3 separate regions of the Mus musculus genome follow, and regions 2 and 3 are each linked to region 1. A link is a loop called in an ENCODE intact Hi-C map of the cell type or tissue named here. Cell type or tissue: left cerebral cortex. All regions are shown on one strand. Region 1 has its middle 120 kb from the start of Alkal1. Region 2 has its middle 47 kb from the start of Alkal1. Region 3 holds the start of St18 (suppression of tumorigenicity 18).

Region 1 (8,000 bases):
TTCAGATGAGGTTTTTTTCTCCTTACCTCTAGTATTCCTGTGAGGTCACATTCTGTGAGAAACATCCTGCCCTTCTCCCCACAAAAAGGTTGCATAGAGTCAGAATGCAGAAGCCTGCAACTTGCTAACTTTGCTCTGTGTTATTTACCAATCGCACAAAGAAAATGCTGTCTATTCAGAACTCATTTCAAAACTCTTTTCACTGTGAGTAAGCGAACAAGCGGGCTCATGTCCCAAGCCACAGTCATATCCCCAGTGGTCCAGTGATGGCTATGGAGCTGGCACTGAGTGGCACAGCCTTCAGGCATCCTACAAGGGTCTGTTGTGAACAGCCTAAAACCTTCAAAGCCAGAAGTAAAGAAATAAGGTGGAGTTGGGCTTCTTTACTCTCCTCTCCACTGTTTCTGTGCTAATTTGCCCTGTGTCTGTTATCAGTAACCCTTTCCCAAAAAGTTCCTTCTACCTAAAGGGTACAAGATGTCACCAAGATGACAAAAGAAGAAGCTAGTCGGTAGCTGCAGAGTTGCTGTCCTTGGGGCAAGTAATTTCAATTATAGAGACCTTAGTTGCTTACTAGAGCCATGCAACAAAGCATGCCCAGGCATCTCCCATTCACACCTCCCTGTGCCTCTTTCTCCCCTTTCCCCCTTCCCCCCTTTCCCAATCTTTCTCTCCCCTGTACCTGTGCCCTTCTCTACCTGTCACTACCTCTACCTCTACCTCCCTCTTCCTCTGCACCTCCCTCTCCCTCTGCCTTGCCCCCTCCCCCCTCTCTCTGTCTCTCTGTCTCAATCTCTCCCTCCTTTCCTCCTCCCTCACTCTTAAGCTCTACTAGTCAAGCCTCAATATATAGCTTACTGTTTCTATTGACCACATCAAAAGACATTGAGGAAAAAAACAGAAAGAGGAAGCCATGGATAAACTACCAAAGGTATTTGGGGGGGGGGGTTATTATTATTATTATTATCATCATCACCAAACTGCAGGAACTTCAAAACATATGAGACCCATCCAGAAAAGTGCTTCAGTGTACCACAAAATGCCCAGAACTGAAGAAAGTACACACAGGGACCATCTGAAAGAAGAGAGTAGCATATTTCATGGAAACATGGGAACATGGGAACGAAGCGTGAGCCTGCTGTCAGGAACTGCCCCAAATACAGCGTTCTAGAAAGCACATCATAGAGAGTTACACCAGAGTCAGTCAGGACAAAAGCAGAATGCTAGGCATCCATATCACTCCAGATGCTCTGATTCCTTGCTGCATATCCCATACACACCCCCGTGGTTGGTACATGAAGGGAAAGGGGTGCCAGAGCACCATATCACCGATATTATCCCATAAGTGGGAATCTGGTCCCACTGAATAGGATGAGAAGAATAAGAGCAAGTCGGGTGTGGTGGCACACGCCTTTAATCCCAGCACTTGGGAGGCAGAGGCAGGCGGATTTCTGAGTTGGTGGCCAGCCTGGTCTACAAAATGAGTTCCAGGACAGCCAGGGTACACAGAGAAACCCTGTCTTGAAAAACCGAGAGAGAGAGAGAGAGAGAGAGAGAGAGAGAGAGAGAGAGAGAGAGAGAGAGAGAGAGAGAGAGAAGAATAAGAGCATAAGCAAGCTGAATGTTGGTTCTTTCAGGAGTTGTACTTTTTCAAGTGGTCAGCTACATCAATCCTTTAGACATTTTTGACAGACTGGAATCTCCAAGAAAACAGGCTATTGCATTTTATGAACCTTGAGGTTTTCCCAGAGTCAGAGAGTATCTGGCCCATGGCAGCCAACTAGTTTCCCAGCTAGTATTTAATTGTTCTGCTTTAAGGCAATTTTTCCATTGTGGTCATTTTAGAGAACTCTAGATAAATGTCTATTCTGAAGCTTCTATCTGTGGCTCAACATCAATATTTTCTACAAAAACAGCAAACATTTTAACAGACTTTGTGTTCCCTCTACTTCTTCCACTCTTCCAAGTCAGAGAATCTCTGAAAAAGTCCTCACTAGCTACTTTACTATTCTGCCTTGCAATTAAGGTTAAATATTTTGAATAACATGTAAGGCATTTCTTTTTGGCCAAAAGAGAAACTCAGGGGAATAAAAAAATAAATTAAATTAAATTTTAAGAAAATGAAAAGCAAGCGTTCTCGTGAGCTTCCCAAACTGAGCAAGTTTGGGTAAGCATATGCAGGCTCAGTTTGGGAAGCCACAATATGCCATTTATCCCTAACTAGATGACGGGACAGAAATATTGCTGCTGAACCAACCAAGGGAAATATGCTGCTCATCCAAAACAAACTTGCAAAATCTAACTTCCACTGACAAAATGTCTCACAGGAGAACTTTGCCTATGTATCATTTTAAAGTAGTTTTTCCACTTGCTATGTGAAACTGGTAACTGATAACCCAGGGGCATATCTCAAAAGATGGAATTCTTACACATGAAATATGAATTTAGGAATAATTCAGAAGTAACTAGGTAAAGAGTCTTCCTGGAGATAAGGCTAGGTATAAATGGGTGAGAATAAAGAGTGAGCATGTGGTTAAAGCATTAAAAGCCAAGACTCCTGGGCCAATGAATCACAGTCTACTCACTCCCTTTACCCCTCAAATCTTTTACTTATTCACCAAGAAGCCCCTTTATATCGACCAGTCTAGGTCCTCCAACAGATAGATTTTGCTTGCAAGAGCTGACTTTGACCCAGGACTAGATGAATTTGATGAAAGAAGTTGAAAAATCTCCACTGGAACTGTGTTTAAGAATAGGGGCTCTAGGAAAAGCAACTTCCAGGCTTCCTCCTGGGGATATCTTGACTCCCCCTGTTCTAACCCTGTGCCTTCTTCCTTCTTTAATGTTGGAGGTGGGGTGAGATGCCCTAGTGTAGATATCCTTTGGGCAGCCTAAATGCAAATCACCCCTATTCCTTTTCCATTAGCACTTTCTTGACTTCCAAAGTCCATCAACAAAGCATACTGTTTACAAATGTTCTAAGGATACTGTCAGAAGAAGCTGAAGTTGAGATAATCTACCCATACCCAGATAAAATCTCACTTTCTAAAAACAAAAAAACAAAAGTGCTCAGAACAACATAGGAATCCAGTGCATGGTAAAAATCCACACAGCAGTCCAAAAAATGGTGCTGTGAAATTCTCACTTGCTGGCTACTTCTAAGTGCTTGTTCCTATATTAAACAGCCATTTACCAACTACCCATTTTCCAAAATATCCTTAAAACAACCATATATAGTAACATTCTGTTCAGAAATAACAACTGCTTAAGGTTTGGGTTGTTGCGGCTTGTTCCTTCTGGAAAACTACACTTATTAGAATTAGGGAACTTAACAGCAAAGGTTGTTCTAGTGTTTATCCATTAAATGATGTTTTCTGGAGGAGTTCATGTGGCAAGGTGATAACTTAATAACTATTGGCAAAAAATTGTCACTGTTTCTATAGAACTGTACTCAAGCAGAATAGATAATGATTACTCGTGCTTGGATTCTGGAACTTGTGGAATCTGCTTTCTGAAAATGCCTTTTGGAGTCTGCAGGCAGCACTGGCAAGGATAAAAAGGAAAAAGAAAACGTTTTGCTGGCAATTTACAAAGTACAACTAGCTCTTGGAACCCCACGGTATGGTGCAGCAAAATGCACAGCCCCGCTGGTGACATCAGATTACAGCCTTGAGAATGGGTGTGGGAAGCAGGCCAGGACATAGCTGTCACTGGTCACTAACACTGAATAAGCTGAGGAAGGGGCAGCCCACAGATTCCTGATTCTTTTTCCTTACGCCATGCCAATTTTTTTTTTTTTTAATTCTTTGAGAAACCAGTGGGCGGGCACAGATGGGAAGTGGGAAGCTGCAAAGGGAAAGAAGATGGTACAGAGAAGAGTGCTGAGCCAGGCGCTCCTCTGCAAGTGCATCCTCCAAGATCCAGATGGCATGGCCTTTCTTTGCTATTGCCACCTGGCACCACTGCCTCTTCAGCGCCCCCTATCTGCTGTCAGGACCATATGACCATAATTGATACCAAGTTACCCTTTATCAATTTGCAAACCCAAAGGCCAGAGCTCAAACAGCAACCTGTGAGGTATTCTGTTAACACAATAAATGTTTTAAAAGAGCAACATGTTTTAAAAGAACCTGTTAGAGTGCCAACTTCCAAGAAATGCAAACTCTACTTAGGGGAATGCTCCTTTACCTATGCAGCAGAATTTAAAGCAGTCTTTCCCTAATGAGTTGTCAGCAAATGTCACCTGCTTTAAAAAGTTAGCGGCTGGGAAGGGAGAAGCTGCTATGTTCTGAGCTGTGTGTTTTCAAAGCTTAGAATGGATGAGGCCCCTGTTCTCTTTTTATGCATGTGAGTTAGCTCTGAATCAGAGAGCTGTACAGTGACACTTGAGGGTGAGCTGTAACATCTCCTCTTTATAGAATACAACTTATTAAAGAGGAGGAGGAAGAAGAGGAGGAGGAGGAGGAGACTACAAAGACAAGGCTCTACAGGACACTGCCAAAGAGATGAACTCAGGGAACTCTTGTGCAGCTCACTGGGACTTTTGTCCTTGCTAGGAACCTCTCCCAGATCCAGGCTGGTGACTCGTGCATAAAAGACAATTTTTTCCACTCACAGAGTTTGCAGTCTAGTTACTAAAGCACTAATACAAAAAAACAAAAAAACAAACAAACCAAAAAAAAAAAAAAAAAAAACCCCTAAAGAGCAAATACAACACAACACTGAGGTGCTATTTTAGAAAGAGGGGCTAAAGTGCTCCAGAGCCAATATCATTGGGCTCTACCTCTCCAGGGCACTTTGCAGGGCTTCTCTAGAAGGCTGATATTTCATTGGAGATAATGAAAGTGGTAAGAACCAACTGGCAAAGGGGATTCTCTCCCAACCCACCCATGGCATGTGACAAGAATCCAGAGCAAGAAAGGCAGTGGCTGGAATGGACGTGTGTGAAACCAAGCCCTGGCGACACTGCCAGAGGCTTCACACCACTGCCAGGGGCTTCACACCAGCTGGGTTCTTACTCTCTGTGACTGTGACTTGAAAGGGAAATACCGGGACGTAGGATCGGGAATGGAAAGGAGGCACTTTCGTGGAGCTATTGAATTCTACAACATATGGTAACTATAAGGGAGATTACTGTTGGGACCTATGGGAATGCAACATAAATGACTAGCCTAAAACAAACCTGCATAGAACTACTTAGCACTCTGTCACTGTACATTTCTGTCCCACAATCACATCCTAGCCACCAAATAAGGTGGACACTAAGAACTAGTAAAATTACTGTCACTCATCCTAAACAGAATAATATATGTACTTATAAAGAACTACGTTAATGATATTTTTAACATTGCTACCTGTATGACAAACATTTATGCCCCTGTATATGTGAATACAGTGGTCAGATCCCAAGAGCAGCACTAAGCCTATGGCTCATAGCAGCAGATTGCTGTTTATTTATGTATTTATTTATTGCTTGCTAGTCTCTCAAAAGCAGCCTTGAGAAAGTATAGGCAATAATGCATGTTATTCATCTTATAGCGGAAAACTAAAACAGTTATCTAAAATACATGGTTTATAACTCTATTCCTGAACAGGAAATAGAAGCACTCAGCACTCATCATTGTAGAAAATAGCCTTTAAAAAGAGAGTAAGGTACATACACGTCTCTTTGTAAAAAATAAAACAAAACTGTAATAGTACGAAGATAATATTACATAATCTTTGAACAGAAAGCCCTGTGTGATTCAACTCATGTAAACCTACAGAAGCTAATGAAGCTGGCCAGCAAGCACCATGACTTGAACGTGTGCTGCTCCCCAAGCTCATCCATTTAATAAGTTGGGCCTAACCTGTTGGAGCCTTTTTGGAAAGTTGTAGAAACTCCTGCACATGGAGACTAGCTGACCAATGTAGAGTCACAGGACTGGACTAATGCAAAGCCCTGCCTCTGGCCCCAGCTCTCTACTTCCTGATTTCTGATTGACTGAGACATCAACAGTCTCCCTTTCCTGTTACCAAGGACAGGAGCTGGTACTGCTGCCATGACTTTTCCATGATGGTGAACTATATTTCATGAACCCAAGGCCAGAGTAAATTTTTCTTTAAGTTTCCATGAGATACTGTGTCACTGAAAATGGTAACTAACAGAGTAAATGTTGGTTGAATAAATTTAGAGCAATCCTGCACCCCTATAAGCAAGTGAACTCCATTAAACACTGGGGCTGGGAAATGAAAGCAGAATTAGAAGAACCTTATAAAAACACTCTAGAAACCCTAAAATGGTTGTGAGTACAAAGGCATTTTAAAACTACAGATTAGGACTAGAGGGTAAAAGTGAACGATACCGGCTTGACTACCCGAGTGCAATTCCCAGAGCAGACATAAAAAGCAGGATGTGATAGTGCAGCCCAGCCTTCCTGAGGTAAGATGGGAGACAGAGGTGAAGAATCCATCAGACACCTAGGAGAGAGAGGAGGTGTGTTCCTGAAACTTGATCAAGAGGCCTTGGGATTACAGGCCTCTCCACTAAACACCACTAGGGTCTCAGCTGCCCTCAGCCAGCTGCCTTGGAGGTCAGTTCCCACTGACTTAGGACACCCCTGCTCTCATTTTCTTCACTTTAAATCGGTAGAGCCAAGTGATATCAACAAGATGATAGATTTGTAAGTGACCCAGCACAGCACAGCTGTCCTCTGAAACCTAGAAGAACCTTCCTCCATGTATATATCCTTTAGTTCAGAGACAGCTGGAGACTATGCCCCAAATTAATACTCATGTAGCGCTATATGAATGCTGAAGTAGTAAATGAAATTATCAGAAATGTTTCTAGGGACTATTTATTCTGTCATGACAACATAGCAAAATGGCAGCCCTGTATTCACCTGGTCTAGCTTGTAGTACATACTAGAGATTGAGGGATGAAGAAACAAGTTTGATTTATCTCTAAATGTATGGCATGCCATTTAAGGCACAGTGCATTATACTTTGGTTTTCTCTTTGGTGTTAAGACAGGATCTGATCTGGAATGCAGGCTCAAGTGATCAAAGCACTATTGCCCATTTCTATCCCTTGAAGTGGCAAATCAGTATGTGAGTTGCGAGCCTTTTTTTTAAATGGCATTTACTAGGTAAGCTACACTTTAAAGTAGCATAATCCTATAGAATGAACACTTATTTGAAATCATGATAAAAAAATATAAAAGTTTGCAAATCTCTTCTAAAAACAACTAAGAAACCACCAAGTGTGAGTGTGCTAACCTTTCACTAATAGTATTCTTTTTTCTAGATTGGGGTATAAATCTCTTTCAAAGAATCTAAATTCACTGTATAAAAAATAATAATTAGTATCACTAGAGGGAGACAGCTTGCAAAAAATCAGTTATAAGGCAACTAGAAAAATGTTCTAGTTCTTAAGAATAAAGGAAGGGGCCTGTGGAGAAGATTCAGTTCTTAAGATCATTGACTGCTCTGTCAGACAACCTAGGTTGAGTTCCCACCTCCCAGCTACCCATAACTGATTCAGCTGATTCCAGAGGATCCAACTCCATCTTCTGACCCCCAAAGACACGAGGCATATACATACATGTTATGCACAGACATACATGCAGGCATAGCACTCAGACACAAAATAAAATTTAAAAGTCTAAAAGTAATTTAAAGAATTAAGTTGCTGTATGACATCTTATAAATTTAAATAAATCCACAAGCATTATTAACCAATGAATCTTCCCTTTCTCAAGCATAATAGAGGATGAAATAAAAGTTACAAATGGAAATTTGTCAAACTCTAGCAAAGTATTTTCATGTAACTACAAGACAAAGCCAAGTGTCATGGGACAGACACATTTGTAATCCCAGAACTCAGGGTAAGGTGCAGAGTCCAAGCCAGTTTGGCTACACAGAGGGTTAGAGACGACCTGGGCAACATGAAACCATATTTTAGACAAACAAATTTTTAAAAACAGAAATTTTCACTATCTCGGGGCAAAAAAAAAAAAAATC
Region 2 (8,000 bases), 77 kb after region 1:
CCCCCCCCCACCGCCCCTAAGGAATACAGCAAATGCTTCCTGTGTTCTGCCCAACCCACAATACAGGGTTAATTGGTACTTAGAAGGGAATGAGACCAAATGAACGAGCTCTGCCACTCTGGACAAAACAGCTGGGTGAAAAGTCCAGGTGAAAAGCCAGGGAGAGAGATTGTAGGGAGGAAGAGGAGTGCTGAAAAGCAACTGCACTTAAAGATAGCTTTATAAAAAGACTGGAGCAACCAAGGCTGTTATTAAGCATTATTTCAGGGTGGTTCTTACTTACCATCAGAAAGCCCTTGCTGGGGGTGGGGGTGGGGGTGGTGGAAGTGGGGCCAAAGAGACAGCTCAGCAGTTAAGGTCATAGGCTGCTTTTTCAGAGGACCAGGGCTCAATCGCAAGACCCACGAAGTAGCGCATAAGCATCTCTGAGTCCAGTTCCAGAGGATCTGGTGCCCTCTTCTGGCCCCTGATGCACGTAGTTCACAGACAGACATGTAGGCAAAGCACGAATAAACATTAAATAAACAATTACAAAGGGGTTTGTTTTCAAGAAGGAAAGAAAAGGGAAGCACTTTCTGAAGACAGAACTCATGCTAAAGGAATTCCTGACACAACTATTGGCTTTCACTTCCAGTTGGTCTTCAGACTCAGCAGGCATGAATGTAAGCCAGGACAGTGGATAAGCAGAAAAAGAAGCCTAGAACGGACACAGTCTACATATATCTGGCTGCACTTGTTACTTTTCTATTGCTAAAATAGAACACGATGACCAAGGCAATGGGTAAAAGAGAGAGTTTAACTGGGCTTATGCTTCCGGGGCGGTAAGGGTCTGTGATGACAGAATGGCAGCTTGAAGCTGGAACTGGAAGCTGAGAAGTCAGATCTTGAACTGTGAGCAGGAAGCAGAGAAAGGCACATGTCTTTTCAGCCTCCAAGCCAGCTCCCTGTGGCATGCTTCCTTCACAAAGGCCACTGCATCTAGACTTTCCCAAATAGGACCACCAACTGGAAGCCATGTGTCAGATGCCATAGCCTATGGGAGTCATTCTCATTCAAACTGCCACACTGTAGGATATATTTTTCTTTCTGTTCCATTCTGTCTTTTAAAATGCATGAGATAATATTCAGTGCAGTGTGGACAACCAGCACCAATAAAGTCAAGGCATGCATAGAACAAGAAAGCATGACTTACAAGAAAAAAATATTTACAGAAACTCTCTCTGGAGTACCACATGCCCTGGATTGACTAGACAAATAAATGTATTTTTTATCTATGCATGTTGTGGTGCTTCAAATAAAAATGGCCCCCATATGTCCATAGGGAGTGGCACTATTCAGTTTGGTCTTGTTGAATTAGGCATGGACTTGTTGGAGGGAGCGCATCACTAGGAAGTAGGATTTGAGGTCTCGCAAGCTCTAACCAAGCCTAGTGGTTCACAGTTCTCTTCCTGCTACCTGTGGATCAAGATGTAGAATTCCCAGCTCCCCTTCCAGCATCACATCTGCCTGCATGTCACTATGCTTTCCACCATGAGGATAATAGACTAAACCTCTGAACTGCATTAGCCAGCCCAGTTAAATATTTTCTTTTATAAGAGTTGCTGTGGTCATGTGTCTCTTCACATCAATAAAACCCAAACTAAGACACATGATAACTATAAAACAGTAGTTATGAATCCATGTTAACGGATGTGTACAAGTCTGTAAAATGTGTCAATAATATAAAGGGGAATGAATAGATGTATATGAAAATGTGCTTTAACTTGATATATGCTATCAGAAAACAAACCTTGGGCATAGGACACATGCTAAGAGAATTTCTGACATGGTTCTAAGCTTTCCTTTCTGAGTATATACCATGCAAGTTAAGTTAGCATTAGTCAAGTTAAGTTTTTTAGGAAGTACTTAAAACCAAGTAGCCAGGGTAATAGAAATGACAGCCAAAGGGAGACTTCCGTTGGGATGAAAAAAATTTTAGGTTTTGTTGGTAATTGCAAAATATTGTGAAAATACTTAACGCAACTGGTTGCACATTTTAAACTTTCATACTGGTAAATTTTAATTGTGTTTTACCATAATAATAAAAAAAAAACCCAAGAAACTAAAATAAAAAAACCCAGCAATATGGGCTTTGCTCACAAACCATTCAAATTGCTGCTGGCTTCAGGGGAACCCAAATCCAGTTCCACAGCACAGATGTTAGGGGAAACTTGTGCCAAGGCATCTATGATTCCTTTCACCACCACATCATTGGAATGTGGAAGTAGGCAGGCATGCAGACTGCAGCAGCAAATGGAGAGCTCACATCTTACACTAAGAGCAGCAAACAGAGAGGGAACTGAAGTGCCATGAGTCTAAACAAAGCCCACCTTCTGTGACATACTGCCTTCACCAAAGCCATACTTCTTGTACTGGCTAGTTTTGTGTCAACTTGACACAGCTGGAGTCATCACAGAGAAAGGATCTTCAGTTGAGAAAATGCCGCCATGAGATCCAACTGTAAGGCATTTTCTCAATTAGTGATCAAGGGGGAAAGGCCCCTTGTGGCTGGGACCATCCCAGGGCTGGTAGTCTTGGTTCTATAAGAGAGCAGGCTGAGCAAGCCAGGGGAAGCAAGCCAGTAATGAACATCCCTCCATGGCCTCTGCATCAGCTCCTGCTTCTTGACCTGTTTGAGTTCCAGTCCTGACTTCCTTGGTGATGAACAGCAGTATGGAAGTGTAAGCTGAATCCCTTTCCTGCCCAACTTGCTTCTTTTTCTGATTTTGTTTTTGTTTTTCGAGACAGGGTTTCTCTGTGTAGCCCTGGCTGCCCTGGAACTCACTCTGTAGACCAGGCTGGCCTCGAACTCAGAAATCTGCCTGCCTCTGCCTCCCAAGTGCTGCCCAAATTGCCTCTTGGTCATGATGTTTATACAGGAATAGAAACCCTGACTAAGACACTTCTTAAGCATGACAAACAGCTTCACCAATTGGAGACTAAATATTCAAACATCTGCATCTATGAGGAATGTTTGCATTCAAATCACCATACTAAGTACTACGGAGAAGGATCCGTCTTAGCCTCTGAGGTATGAGGTCTGCCAGATGGGGAGCTACTAGAATGGATCTATCAGCCCCACTTGTCAGAATATAAGAATATTTTTAAATGGTCTGAGAGTGTTTCTAATTCCTTCAAAAGGCAAAGAATAGCATGTAGACCATCCTTGTTGGACAATGAATCCTTCTAATTGGGGGCTCTAGGGATTTTTATGAGTTGCTCTCCTTGCTTGGTGTAAGACATAAGGGTGGGCTGCACAGGAAAGAGGGGCTGTAAAAACAGAGAGATGTCCCTGTTTGTTAGATGCTGTTCGGTTTATTTTGTTCTCCTAAGACCTAAGATCCCAGCCTGACTCCTGACTTTTAGTGAATAACCTAGATTTTAGTTCATTTCTAATGTTTACAAAGGGTACTTAGTTATGCCTTTTTGTTTTGAAACTTTAAAAAGACTCATTATGTTAAAAGTGGAATAAAATAAAGTTTTGTGGTAAAACAAAAGAGAGAGAAGGAGGGGTAGAGTCAGTACCAGAGAATACTAACTGCTTCGTGTGATGCTCCTGGCTTAAAATACTTATTTACAGTTTTAAAAGAAATTTCTTACCTGAATGAATGTTCTTGTACTTTGTGATTCAGCTATTGACTTCAAATAAAAGTGACGTCTTCAATAAAACAAAACAAGACTTCCAAGCCCCATATTGTACCGGGACACCTGTGTCTGTTCCAGCTGTCCTCATACCAACCACCTGAAGGTGCCAGCCTCAGTTAATCACCAATGTCCCTACTCCAGGTCATTTAGTCATCTCAGAAGTTGAACTTGAGTTTGAACTGGAACATAATTCCGAGGCCTCAAAATTTGTCACAGAATAGTCTCCCAGAGTATGGTCTCAGATGCTGCAAGTTGTAAACTAGGAAGTGATCTACTGTCTCTATTTCTTTGGGCTTCCAGGGGATTCTGACACACTAAAGTTTCTGAACCATTGCACATGGCGCTATGACTTCCCTAAGTCCTGTCAGAATCTGCTTAGCTCTTCTTTCTGAGAGCAAAAAGGTACTCAGAATAGCGATTGTTAAGTACTGACTTTCTGTTTCAAAATGAAACTACTAGCACAGAGAAGCCCATCTGGAGTTGTTGGTGGCCACAATGTTTCAGTGTTTTTAAGTCTGACAGCGAGGCGCCACCGTGTGGAAGAAAGATGACCCTACATTAAAAATAATTCCCGCAGTGATCAGTTGACTTCCCAGTTTTGTTTGTTGTTTGATCTTTATTTACCGCAATAGTTTATACACAGTGGGGAAATGATTTTGTAAAAATGAATAACTAAAGAAGACATTAAAAGTACACAAAACATACAATGTATTCTTAGAGTGTAATTGCGGTTTCATGTTTCCTCACATCTGTCTTCCTTCCCTCTGGGGCCAGTGACAACATGCAGACTAGCAGGACCAGGAGCTGGAGCAGCAATGTGCTGCACAACCGAACAGAAGTGAAATCTGCCTTCCTGGAGACCATCCCCTGTACAAAAATGTTTCCCTCTGCAAATGGCTTCCTTTGTCGGACTGCTGAAAAACAGGTCCATGTGCCAACAGAAGGAAGGAGCACGGGTTCAGAAAATGATTCTGACCCATCGACTTTCACACTGAGCTGTATCTAGTGTTTATTCAAACTATCATTTGTTCCATGTAATTTTCTATTTGTTTCATTTCCATCGTGCATAAAGAACTCAAATTCCAAACGCAATCTGAGGCTATGAATTACGTGGATGTTTAAAGACCTGTCTACACTTGCTTTTGTCTGCTTTGTTCTTTGTGCTTGTGTTTGACATCTTGGTGCCACTTACACAAGCCACAGTTAAGTGATGAAGAGCCAAAACCCTCAAACAATAAGTAAAACAGAAAACCTTTGATGTTGTCTTTTGTTTATTTACTTTATTTTTGTTTTGTTTCAAATCTAATTGAGACAAACCAACAAGAAGAAGAAATCACCTAGGTGCTGTCTGGTCACCCTCTCTGGTCAACATTCCAGAAATAGACATAGATATAAGTGTTATAGCTAAATGTTAAAATCATGTCCAGAAGAATGAGGAACTGAAATTTGGAATAAGGGTTTTCTATTAACTAGTTGTCCAAAAATACATTTTAGAAACTAACGGAAGCGAATGGCAAGTGATCACAATAATAATTATCTAGAGTTTACTGGGCTCTAGTTGTATTCCTCCTCATTATCTCTGAACCATGAACATTCACTACTCCTAAACTTTACATCTTTGGGTGACTAGAAGCTCTCAGTGCTTGTCTAGTCTTTACCACTGTTTGAAATGTTTTTTCTGTAAATTTAACATATTTTTGTTAGTCTTCTACTTCTTCTAGTGCTCAAATGTCTTTAAATTTGAAAGAACACCTAATTCATATTCTTTATACCTTCTGAAAAAAAGTATTTCTTGCTGCAGTAAACCATTGTTAACAATAGTACGTGTTAAAGTCTTACACGCGTTCTCGCGACCGGCCAGGAAGAACGCAACAAACCGGAATCTTCTGCGGCAAAGCTTTATTGCTTACATCTTCAGGAGCCAGAGAGCAAGCGAGAGAATGGCGAAACCCCGTCCCTTTTAAGGAGAATTATCCTCCGCCTAGGACGTATTACTCCCTGATTGGCTGCAGCCCATCGGCCCAGTTGTCATCACGAGAAAGGCAGAACACATGGCGGGAAAACTGCCCCTGCACGTGTGCAGATTATGTTTACCACTTAGAACACAGCTGTCAGCGCCATCTTATAATGGCAAATGTGAGGGCGGCTTCCCACATTAAAGTATAGTAATATTGGTAAGAGACATAGCTCTCCTTTCAAAGGAAGAGAATGGTTTATTCTGGAATCAAATATGAGTGACCGTGCCTCAGGAACATAGATTTAGATTTATTCAAATACCAAGTTCCTACAACGTTGAAATTTCATAAACTTTTTGTAATAGAAGACTACAAAGCTATACATCAAGACACCTTTCAAGTACTGATGGGTACATCAAGTGTGTGGGTTTAGTAAGATAGAGAACTCCTTGTTAAGATAGAGTGTAGTTAGGATACAACACTGTTAGCATTCGTATTGGGAAAAAAAACAAAACCTAGGGTGTTTGTTAGCTTTATACATTCCTAGAGGATTTTTTCATCCATTTATCTGTTAGCTACAGAATGTTGGATCTGACAGAGTGGGGGCAAAGAATTGCTGTTTAGTAGGATAAAGATCACCCAAGATATATTGTAATTAGGCTCTGGACCTGCAACATTTTGCATCTCTGAAGTTTTAATCACTCAATTAGCCTCTGCAGACACAGATTCTTTCCAGGAAATAGCAAAGCTTTATTCAGGACCTGCTCACTAAGCAGACATAACTATGAGGGAGCGAGAGTGTATGTGTGTGGGTTCTACGCCACAGATACATCAGGAAGTGCAAACATATAGCTTTGGAGCGGTTAGGTCTGAGGACCAAATTTATGAAGAGAAAACTGAGAGAGGAGAAGTGAATTACAGGTCAGCTGACCTCAGAGGAGTCTGCTGAAGACTGGACAGTGATCAGACATCACCTACGTGACTGACAGGGTGAGGGGCCAGGTCAGACATGGAATCTGATGGAGTAACAAAGGGAAGGTTTCTGGATATATTTCCATAGCAGGATTTGCTTCTAGAAGTGGATTTTACAAAGAAGTACACAGGAGCACCTAGGACAAGGGTCAGAAATGGACCCAAGGTCTAAGTTTTGTTTCTTCTTATTTAAAAAGGGATGAAGAAAAGATGGTGAGAAAAAGAGGGCAAGCAGGCGCATCTGCTCTTTATTTGTCTGGCCACTTGGAGCAGCAGGTCCATCTGTTGAATATCGCAGTAAAGCAACTCTGTTGGGTGAGGACAGCAGTCAGGCCCTTAATGAAATGAGGTCCTGTGACAACAAAACAACAACAAACACAACGAACACAAAGCCAGGTCTCCAAAGCCTTGAGTCTGACCTCAGGCAGCCAGTGAAACTTCTGGGCTTAAGCTTGCAGCACCCATAGCTGGCTAGTGGGTGAATGGGCTCTGATGCATGTCCTGGAAGGTGTCCAGGCTTTCTCAGTGGCCCACACACCAACAGCACCTTTGTCATCTATATATGCTAAAATTCACACCAGTCTACCTGCTTTGCTAGGCATGATGGCATTCAGGAGGAAGAAGCAGGAGGATTGCCTTGTGTTTAAAGCCAGTCAAGGTTATATAGCAAGATCATTTTTTTTTAGAAAAAAAAAAATCCAAATTGAGACAAATAGACAAAAGAATTGTCTGCCCCAAATTGGCAGGACTTTGGAGAAAGATTGGCTAATTCAAGAGGCCAGAAGCATTTGGAAACATTAATTTAGAGGGCTGGATATTATCTAATATTCACAGTATACAATAAAACTTCCAACAATAAACAAACAAACATAGAACCTACAAACTCACGTGTGCTACAGTTTTCCATGGAAACACTTTTTTTCTCTACAGTTATCTCCATTTCTACCAAAGGTTGCTTTTAGGGCTTCTCATACTTTAGAAAATGTGATGTAATCCAAAGAATGTCAATCAGTCTTAGTCTAAAAACTTTGGATCGATTCTTACATCTGGTGCTTATTATCTGGATAAACTTAAGAATTTACTGAAAAACTTTGATTTAGCTCCTTTGTTTTTCCTTACATTTATTTGTAGGGGCAGAATCTGTGCTTCAGTGGACATGGATCGGTCGGAGGATGGCTTGTGGAGTCATTTCTCCATCTATCACGAAAGCCTTGGTAATGGACTCAGGCCATCTGGAGAGGCAGCAGGCACCTTTACTCTTTGAGTCACTTCACTGCTCCAGTCCCTTTGTTTTTAGAGTGAGACTGAATGCTGATATTACTCACAAAACTTGTGAAAAATCAGGAACCATGTTTTGTATCTGGTGGCTTATGCCTGCAATCCCAGGAC
Region 3 (8,000 bases), 250 kb before region 1:
GAATCAAGCTGCTAAATATGTCTGGACAAGTTATGTTACAAGGAGAAAGTGGGTGAAAAAAGGTGTGTCATTTGACCTTCCAGCATTTGAGTAGAAACAAATTTTGATCTAAGATAAAATCTATTTATGTTAAATACTAAATATTTTTGGACATTTCTGCAAATAGGATAGGATGTCTACCTAATATAAATGTGATTGGAGGGAGTTACTCAGTGACACATTTATGTTTAAACCTAAATACTTGTGTACATATGGTAGGTAGAGACACACATACTGTCTCCCATAGACACATATGCAATATGAGAAAGCTTCTCTTTTCGATTGCCCATATTTCCCTAGATTGAAAACTGAGACTTTTAACTTCCCTGAGTGTTTTATAGCATTGAACTAATTCAAAATGATTAGCTATTGTCATAAAAATCAACATCGTATTGACTCAATCATGAAGACCTTTACCAAAAAGCAAAGACTTGGTAGCTCATTATCTACAATGGCAACAGAACCCCATTCCAGTGTCCCCACCTATATGCATTATGAGCAATGAAGTCTTTACTACTTGGATCCTTTTTTCCAAATGAATTAATGAATTAAATTTATCCTTTCACCAGCTGCTAGGCAGCAGATGGAACCATTTCTGAAGCCTTGTTGAATTCAATCCATAAAACTCATTTCCTAGGATTAGCAGTCCAAAGTTTCTTTTAATGTTTATATACCACTTGGGATTTTGAATTTCATGATGTTAAACTTTCAACTTAACTATTCTTTTGCATTTCATATCAAACAATTATGATCTTTTGGATTTCAATAGCAGACATGGAAGGTCACATAAGGATAAGAAATAATTTTAACAGCAATAAATTCCTGTGAGTTGCATTTTTTGATATGTTTGTCCACACTGCTATATGCCACAGAGACTGTTCTCATTAGGCTTACATGATGATGGCATAGAATTCTATATGTGGTAGTTGTGAATTTTACTTATTTCCACTTAAGTAGTTTAAAGATGCAAACAAGAGCACTAGTTGACTGCATGAAAGTTTAAGCTGTTTCTGAGTTTTAAATTTAGTTATACATGAGATTGCTACATTATCTGAAAAGAAATGCTATATCCACTAGGTTGGTTTCTCTAGTAGCAATATAATTTTAACTTTCAGAAATGGGAACAAACCAATTACATGGATTCAGAGAAATGCATTTCTATAATGATTAACTTTTCAGAAGCCTAATACCTTGGACAGCTCCAAGTACCCCTTGCCTTTCCTTGTCACCTGTAGTTAATCCACAGACAAGGAAACACAAAACTTTAAATCTTTGTGGTTGGTATAATAGCAGAAGAATGGCAGTCACTATAAAGACTCTCATTCAAGGCTAACTGAATTAGACTCTTGAGAAAGGTTCCAATGTACTTTACAGGTTTCAGATACAAACCCCATGTGCTCCAGGACACAGTGTATCCAAGTTTAAAATATTAAAGCCTCTGATGCTCTTGCTGTAACACAAATATGACTAAGAGAAGAGTGAACTGCTCTTGTGGGCAATGGTGATTTCCGCTAATTTGGCATAAGAAATCTATATTAATCTAATATTGTAGTAAGCCAAGAAGGCCACATAATAATCGCCACGGAGTAATTGAATATTTAGAATGAGAAAAAAGGGATCATGGATAATCTGAGGTTACAGCTAAAACTAGGATATTGTGCTGGTGATACTAGCAAATAAAAATTTTAAAGTTAGGGAAATTTCAACCCTAATTTCAATCCTATTTTCTATTCTGGATTTATATACTAAAAAATACTTCCTCATTATAAGGACATAATTATACCCAATATTTCTCCATCAAGATTTCTTTTTAATTTGTTGGGTTGTATACTGCCAATTAATCCATAAGGTAATATCACACCACCATTTTTGACGTTATTCCTAAAAATAAAACAAGACTAGAGCCATTACATGATACACTCTGCCTATTAGCTGCTGTGTTCTCTGAAACTGAAAGAAAAGATCAGAACACCCTTTCAGGAAACTTTGATTATTCCAATGTACATCAAAGGAAGCCTTCTTAACAGGTGTTTGGTTGACAACATAATATGAGCTAAGGTATTGCTCATCAAAGTATATAAAAGTTTTCCCTTAACAATATTTCACGGAAATCGTCCTTCTATGAAATTTTGTTCAAGGTTAGTGTTAAGTTTCTTGTTTTTCAGCTTTTAAAACATGACTTTGTAACTTCTGCGCAGTCTTCTGACATGCCCATCTATCAGAGATGAAGTGTTTCATCTTTTAAGGAGACTAGTTTTATTCAATCCTCTAAATATGCAAATGCAATAATTTATATGTCCAATTTATGAATTTAAACATCTTGACTGATCACAAACTTTTTCTCTTATGTGTAGCTAATACCAGTTTCTGATTTTTTTAGGAAGAATCCACAACCCCCCCTTTTAGATAATGGCTATCAATGCAAAATTACATTAACAACTCTTAGCACTGCCAAGGTTCAATTCTAAATAAAGACTTGTAGCACATGAGATCTCACTGATAATTTGTGTGACCTCAAATTTAGTTTTACTTTACTTTTTTTCCAGACAAAAAGTGTATTGTATCATATTAAGTATTTCCTATGGCCAATTCACACATTTCAGAAATATATATGAACAAAGGCAGTAGCTGACACAGCTTAAGCACAATTACACCATTTTATTCTGAACTCCTCAATATCGCTTTTTGGGAGGAGAGTGAGAAAGTGGGGGTGGGTGGTGGTGAGTGAGTTTCAAATCATGCCAGATGAACATCACAACAGAAAGCAAAGCAAAGCACAGTAAAACGACCATGAGCCCCTCAGCCTTTAGAAGCGACCCCCCACTCACCTACTCACCCACCCACCCACCCAATCAGAAACAAAAGTCACTATTAACAACTAAGACCTGAAACTTGCTCACTGTCTGAACTCATCGACATCAGGGTAAACAGAATGTGGTAAAAAAGTTTGAAACTTACTTTTTTGTGTTTGTTTCCAAAACTATTTCTCTTCTCTCTGGTGTGCTGACAGGAGACACTAAAGCTGTTGCCTTGAAAGGTAGTCTCCATGATATGACATCCAGTGCCTTTGACTGCTCGGAGATAAGCACCTGCGTGTAGCCCTCCTTACGTCACACCTCCCTATTCAGACCTTCTCAATATGATCCACATTTGCACATCAACAGCCTCATGCGCACACACAGATTTTTTTTCGGCTCTGGGCCCAAAACTTTCACTTTAATTTTCATCACATGATTGCTGTGGCATATGTCCTTCCAAACCGCCCATATATCAGTCATCATGCAAATGAGATGGAATATCACTCCTCTGCAGCAGATGGCCAGGGATGATAACAATGGCTCAACAGAGGAGATTCAATGTCCCTGACTTTATCGCCACGGCAACAACAACCTAAAATATATGTAATGGAAGTGGTGCTTATTAATTTTGCAGGCTCGAGTGTTCTGATTTTGTGAGTGAATGGGCTGAGTTAAAAAGGGGGCTGTGTCCTCCTGCCTCTAGAAGACTATCTATAAAAGCCAGGGACCTGGAAATTATTTTCAGTGACTAAGAAGGCAACAGCCTAGCAATTATTTGAGTAATTAGGTGTAATTCCTCCCTGTAGGCCTTGTACCCTCCTGCGCTTGCTTCACAGAAGCTCACGAATTAGACAGCACCGATACTGAAAAGAAAAGTGCCTCAAGATACAGCAGGAGAGCTTGCAGGAGCGCTGTCACTTGGCCTCCACCGGGCTTGGTAAACACAAGCCCCAAGCTATAAGTAAATAGAGGCCCCACTTCACAAACACAGACCAATTAAAATGACAAAGGCAGCCACACTTTGGGGTGGAGCTTAGCTTCCTTGTGAGTGGCACACAGAATAGTCTCTGGGTTCAGGCACAGAGCCTGTTTCCATGACTGGCTGTCAGGATTGGACAGGAACATACACATCTCTCACGCAGCAGGTTGTGCCTTTCTCATTAGGGCTCTCTTTTCTCCCACAAGGGTACTTTTATTACAGACTACAAGGGAATATTCCATAGATTTTTCCATTCCTAACTGCACTAAAAAATGTAAATCTCAGAAAAAAATTAATCAATTTTTCAAAATTTGCAACAAGCCCACGTGCAATTTAAGGCAACAACTAACAGACTGCCAGGCCCACTGGGGGCAGTTCTAGAACACACAGGGTTAAAGGAGATAGATGAGCTCTGAATATTATTCTGGAAACTTAAAAAAAAAAACGTTACTTACAACATTTCATATTGACTAGTAAACCACCTTCCTTCTTATAGGGCTGAAGCATATATCAAAACTTTCGAAGCTATAGTTTACTTTTCTCATTGCTTTTTTAAAAAGGCACTATAGAAGTACCTAGGACAGGAAAACTAGATTCTCCTGCTAATTTAAAAACAGACATTAATAAAGAACCTGGACTGCCCTGGAGGAGGGTAGCTGAAAGAAGTAAAAAAAGAACTCAAACTTTACATCTTCTAACTTGGCTAACCTCAGACACAGTCCTGGGTCCCCTTCCCTGGGAGTCCACTCTTCCCTGAGCACATCTGCTGCCCACAGTTGTAATGTTAAAATTCACAATTCTGTTTTAGAAAAAGAAAGAAAGAAAAAAAATGCTGGTCACAAAAACTAGTCACATATCACATAGAGATATGTCTACATCACCTAGAGAAATACTTGACAATCTAACTTTTAAAGTAATTACATTTCCAATTTTGGTATAGGCAGGTGCTCTGAGATTCATCTTTTTTCTAAAATGTTGTTTAGTATCAATTCATTGGTATTCTGCAATACATTTGGTACTTGACACAGTTGCCTAGTGCACAATCTCATTGCACTAGCTATTTGAAGTCAGCAGTCCACGGTGAGGGCATGTTAGGAGAAGTACCTTTCCAATGCAAAGCTCCCTATGCTGGGAATGTACAGCAAACATCAGCTTTACTTTAAGGAATTCTTATTGAGCGCCCCCAGAAACGTCATGAGCAGCACATGACACAGGGTAGTACCTTAAGGATACCACAACAAGGAGAATTTCTAGTGAAATTCCAGTGACCTGACAAAATTAAGTAACATTAATCGACATTACATGACTGAAACAAAGTCATATCCTACCAGGAATTAAAAAAAAAAAACTTTATTGATTAAAGTATGCAGTATATCTTCCCTGTTTATTCATCTACAGAAGACAGTTTAATCATTACAATTCATCCATAATAATTACAATGCAAGATATTTTCATCACCCTCAAGAGAATTGCCATACATAACAGCTGTCACTCATTCTTTACCCCGCCCCCCCCCCCGATTTTCTCCCTCAGGATCACACAAACCCTCATCTACTAAATTTTTGAAATACTAAGATCATAAAATCACTTTTGTTCTTTACTACTGAGCAATATCACTTGTGGTGGTTATCTTTAAGCTCTATGCCCTTGTTTCACGTATTAGTTGTTTATTAATTTTAATGTAGATTGATATTTTATTATTTGAATATACCACATTTAATTTTTCTACTTTACCACGATAAACATTTATTCTCATTTCTCTTGAATGTGTCCCTAGGAGTAGAACCATGAGATCATTTAGTAATTTGAATAGCTATCTGAGAAACTAAGGAATTGTTTCAGAGTGCGTTAATTCATGATTCATAGTTGCCAACAATGTATGACAGTTACACATCCCAACACCTTGCTGTTAGCTGGTCTGTCTACGGGGCAGCTCTTAATTGATGCCAAGTGCTGTCTTGTATGATCTTGATTGGCATTCAATAACAACTCATGACTCTGAGCATCTTTCCATGCTCTTACGAGTCTTCCATACATTGGGTTTTTGAGATTGTCTAGTCAGATATTTTTCTGATTTTAAAACTATGATGTTTCCTTTTTATTATTGGATTATACAAATTCTTTACATATGTGGTTTTGATACAAGTTTCTTATTGAGTATAGAATTTACCAAACTTTTCTCTCACTGTATAGGTTTCTTTTCACATCCTTGATATTTTCTTTTGAAAACAAACATTTCAAGTTTGGGTGACATTCAATTTGTTGATGTTTCTTTGTTCACTTGCTTTTTAATGTAACATATAAAAACCATTGTCAAATTCAGGTTGATAACAATTACTTCTTTGTTTCCTCTTTAAAAGTTCTACATTTTTTGCTGTTTCATTTTGATCTGTTATTCATTTTGAGTCATTATTTTGTACATGTCATGAGATAGGGGATCTAATAGCCTCTATATATGTGAATCTACTTATGCCAATATCATGTGTTGGAAACAGATTTTTTTTCCTTATGAAATTGTTTTGTTAACTTTACTAAAATCCAATTGATCATGCACATTACGATTTATATCTGGTCTCTCAATTATACCTCATAAATCTGTGCCAATTTTCAACCCCGTACCACGTTTAATTATATTAGCTTTTGTAGTATGCTTAGACATTGAGAAGCATGAATTATCCAAAGTTGTTACTCTTTTTAAAGATGGTTTTAGTAATTCTGGATCCCTAAAAGTTTCACTTACATTTGAAAATCATCTGGGTTTGGGCAAGGAACCCACAGGACCTACAGATCTCTCTACAGTGTTACACAGCATGCCTGGCAGTCTATGTGGGGAGTCCATAACTCCCTTCAGCAGTGTTTTGTAGGACTTACAGTAAGTTTTATGTCTAACTTTTTAAGTTTGTTCCTGTGTATTATATTCTTTTAGAACCTTTTGAAAATAGACTTAATGTTCACCTTCATATCTTGTTTTCTTTTTCTTGTTCTTGTATAGAAATACAACTTACATCTGCGCTTTGACTTTGTGAATTGCTTTCTTAGGAAACTTTTTACCTCATACCATTTTTGGTGAATTTTTCCAATTTTCTAAGTACAAATCTATATAAAAGGGAATCTTCCTTCAAATAAAAGAGTTTTACTCTTGCCTTTATGAGCAGGTGAATTTTATTTTACTTTCTTGTTGTACTTCCCCCTGCAGGCCCTCCAGCATGGAAATGGAAAGAGCATTGGAAATGGAAAGAGACACCATTTTGCTTCTGATTTTAAGGAGGTAATACTTGAGTCTTTCACTACCACGCATGATGTTACCTAATCTGTGGAAAAGTGAAGTGGAAACTTATGGTTTCTTTGGAAAGTCAGTTGAGCTGGATGGTGTTTGCTGGAGCAGACATATGAAGGAGTGTTTTTAATGAAGCAGACTCAAGTGAAAGGATGTTTTGCTAGAGCAGACCCATGAAGGTATGTTTCCCTGGAGCAGACACAGGTAAAGGATGTTTTGCTAAAACAAACACGTGAAAGGATGCATGGTGTTAAGAAGGACCCAACAGACAGTGGACAATGCTCGATGGTATTGGTACACCTTGTTGTTCCTTAATGGTCATCATTTGTCATTACTTTGTAGAAAGAAATGCACCAAAAACTTCTGGTGGTGTTCTGGTGACTTCTTGCTGCTCAGGCTGATTGGCAGAGTGATGTCATTTGATACAGACTCATATGGTGTTTTACTAAGACAGACTAACATGGTGTTTTTGCTGAGGAAAGAGCTATGAGAAGACACTTGATGTTTGGAGGGAGTATAAATAGGACCCAATAGACAGTGATGGGGGTGGGGCTTGCATAGCTAGCTTTGCCATGCTTGTTGGTCTTGTGTCTTCATCTTTGCTGATCTGCACTTTGTTGGGATTTGCACAGCAGAGAACTTCTGGTATCCATTAGTCCTGGTTGCTACTGCTGACTTGGCCATTCAGTGGAGGCCTGGCTGTTTCTGCTGGGTTGTGCCACTGCTGCTGATTCATGTTTGCTGTCCTCACACTGCTCAACTGGATTTGCTGGTAATGCAATCCTGACAATGTAGATTGGATATTTCTAAATAGGTCCACTTCCCATGTGTCCTAATAACCTTTCTTTTCCACTACCTTTGGTGAATGGTGGGCTAAAAGGGGGGTTAAAGCATTTAAGACCATGTA

The links. Peaks named below come from ENCODE experiments on the same cell type or tissue, not always from the same donor. Only the 100,000 strongest peaks of a DNase experiment are listed, where the experiment ranks them.
Region 2: it touches region 1 in a loop (2.9-fold over the local background); 9 of 42 quality-filtered maps call a loop at or near these places.
Region 3: it touches region 1 in a loop (13-fold over the local background); 2 of 42 quality-filtered maps call a loop at or near these places.

What each region holds. Positions count from the first base shown.
Region 1 is chr1:6,479,432-6,487,431 of GRCm38, reverse strand. It overlaps a transcript of St18 not described here. Among named protein-coding and RNA genes, the nearest start is that of Alkal1, 120 kb to the right of the region's middle. In left cerebral cortex, CTCF peaks have their summits at 3,985 and 7,346; DNase peaks (open chromatin) are centred at 194 and 3,788; H3K27ac peaks cover 1,185 bases.
Region 2 is chr1:6,402,731-6,410,730 of GRCm38, reverse strand. No RefSeq gene overlaps it. Among named protein-coding and RNA genes, the nearest start is that of Alkal1, 47 kb to the right of the region's middle. In left cerebral cortex, CTCF peaks have their summits at 466 (motif pointing left) and 4,223; DNase peaks (open chromatin) are centred at 449 and 4,207.
Region 3 is chr1:6,725,238-6,733,237 of GRCm38, reverse strand. It overlaps St18 (suppression of tumorigenicity 18), which reads right to left and starts at 3,187. Exons shown (of 22, transcript NM_173868.2): 1 at 2,998-3,187. In left cerebral cortex, no CTCF peak of the experiment used is centred here; DNase peaks (open chromatin) are centred at 2,724, 3,305, 3,751 and 3,879; H3K4me3 peaks cover 222 bases.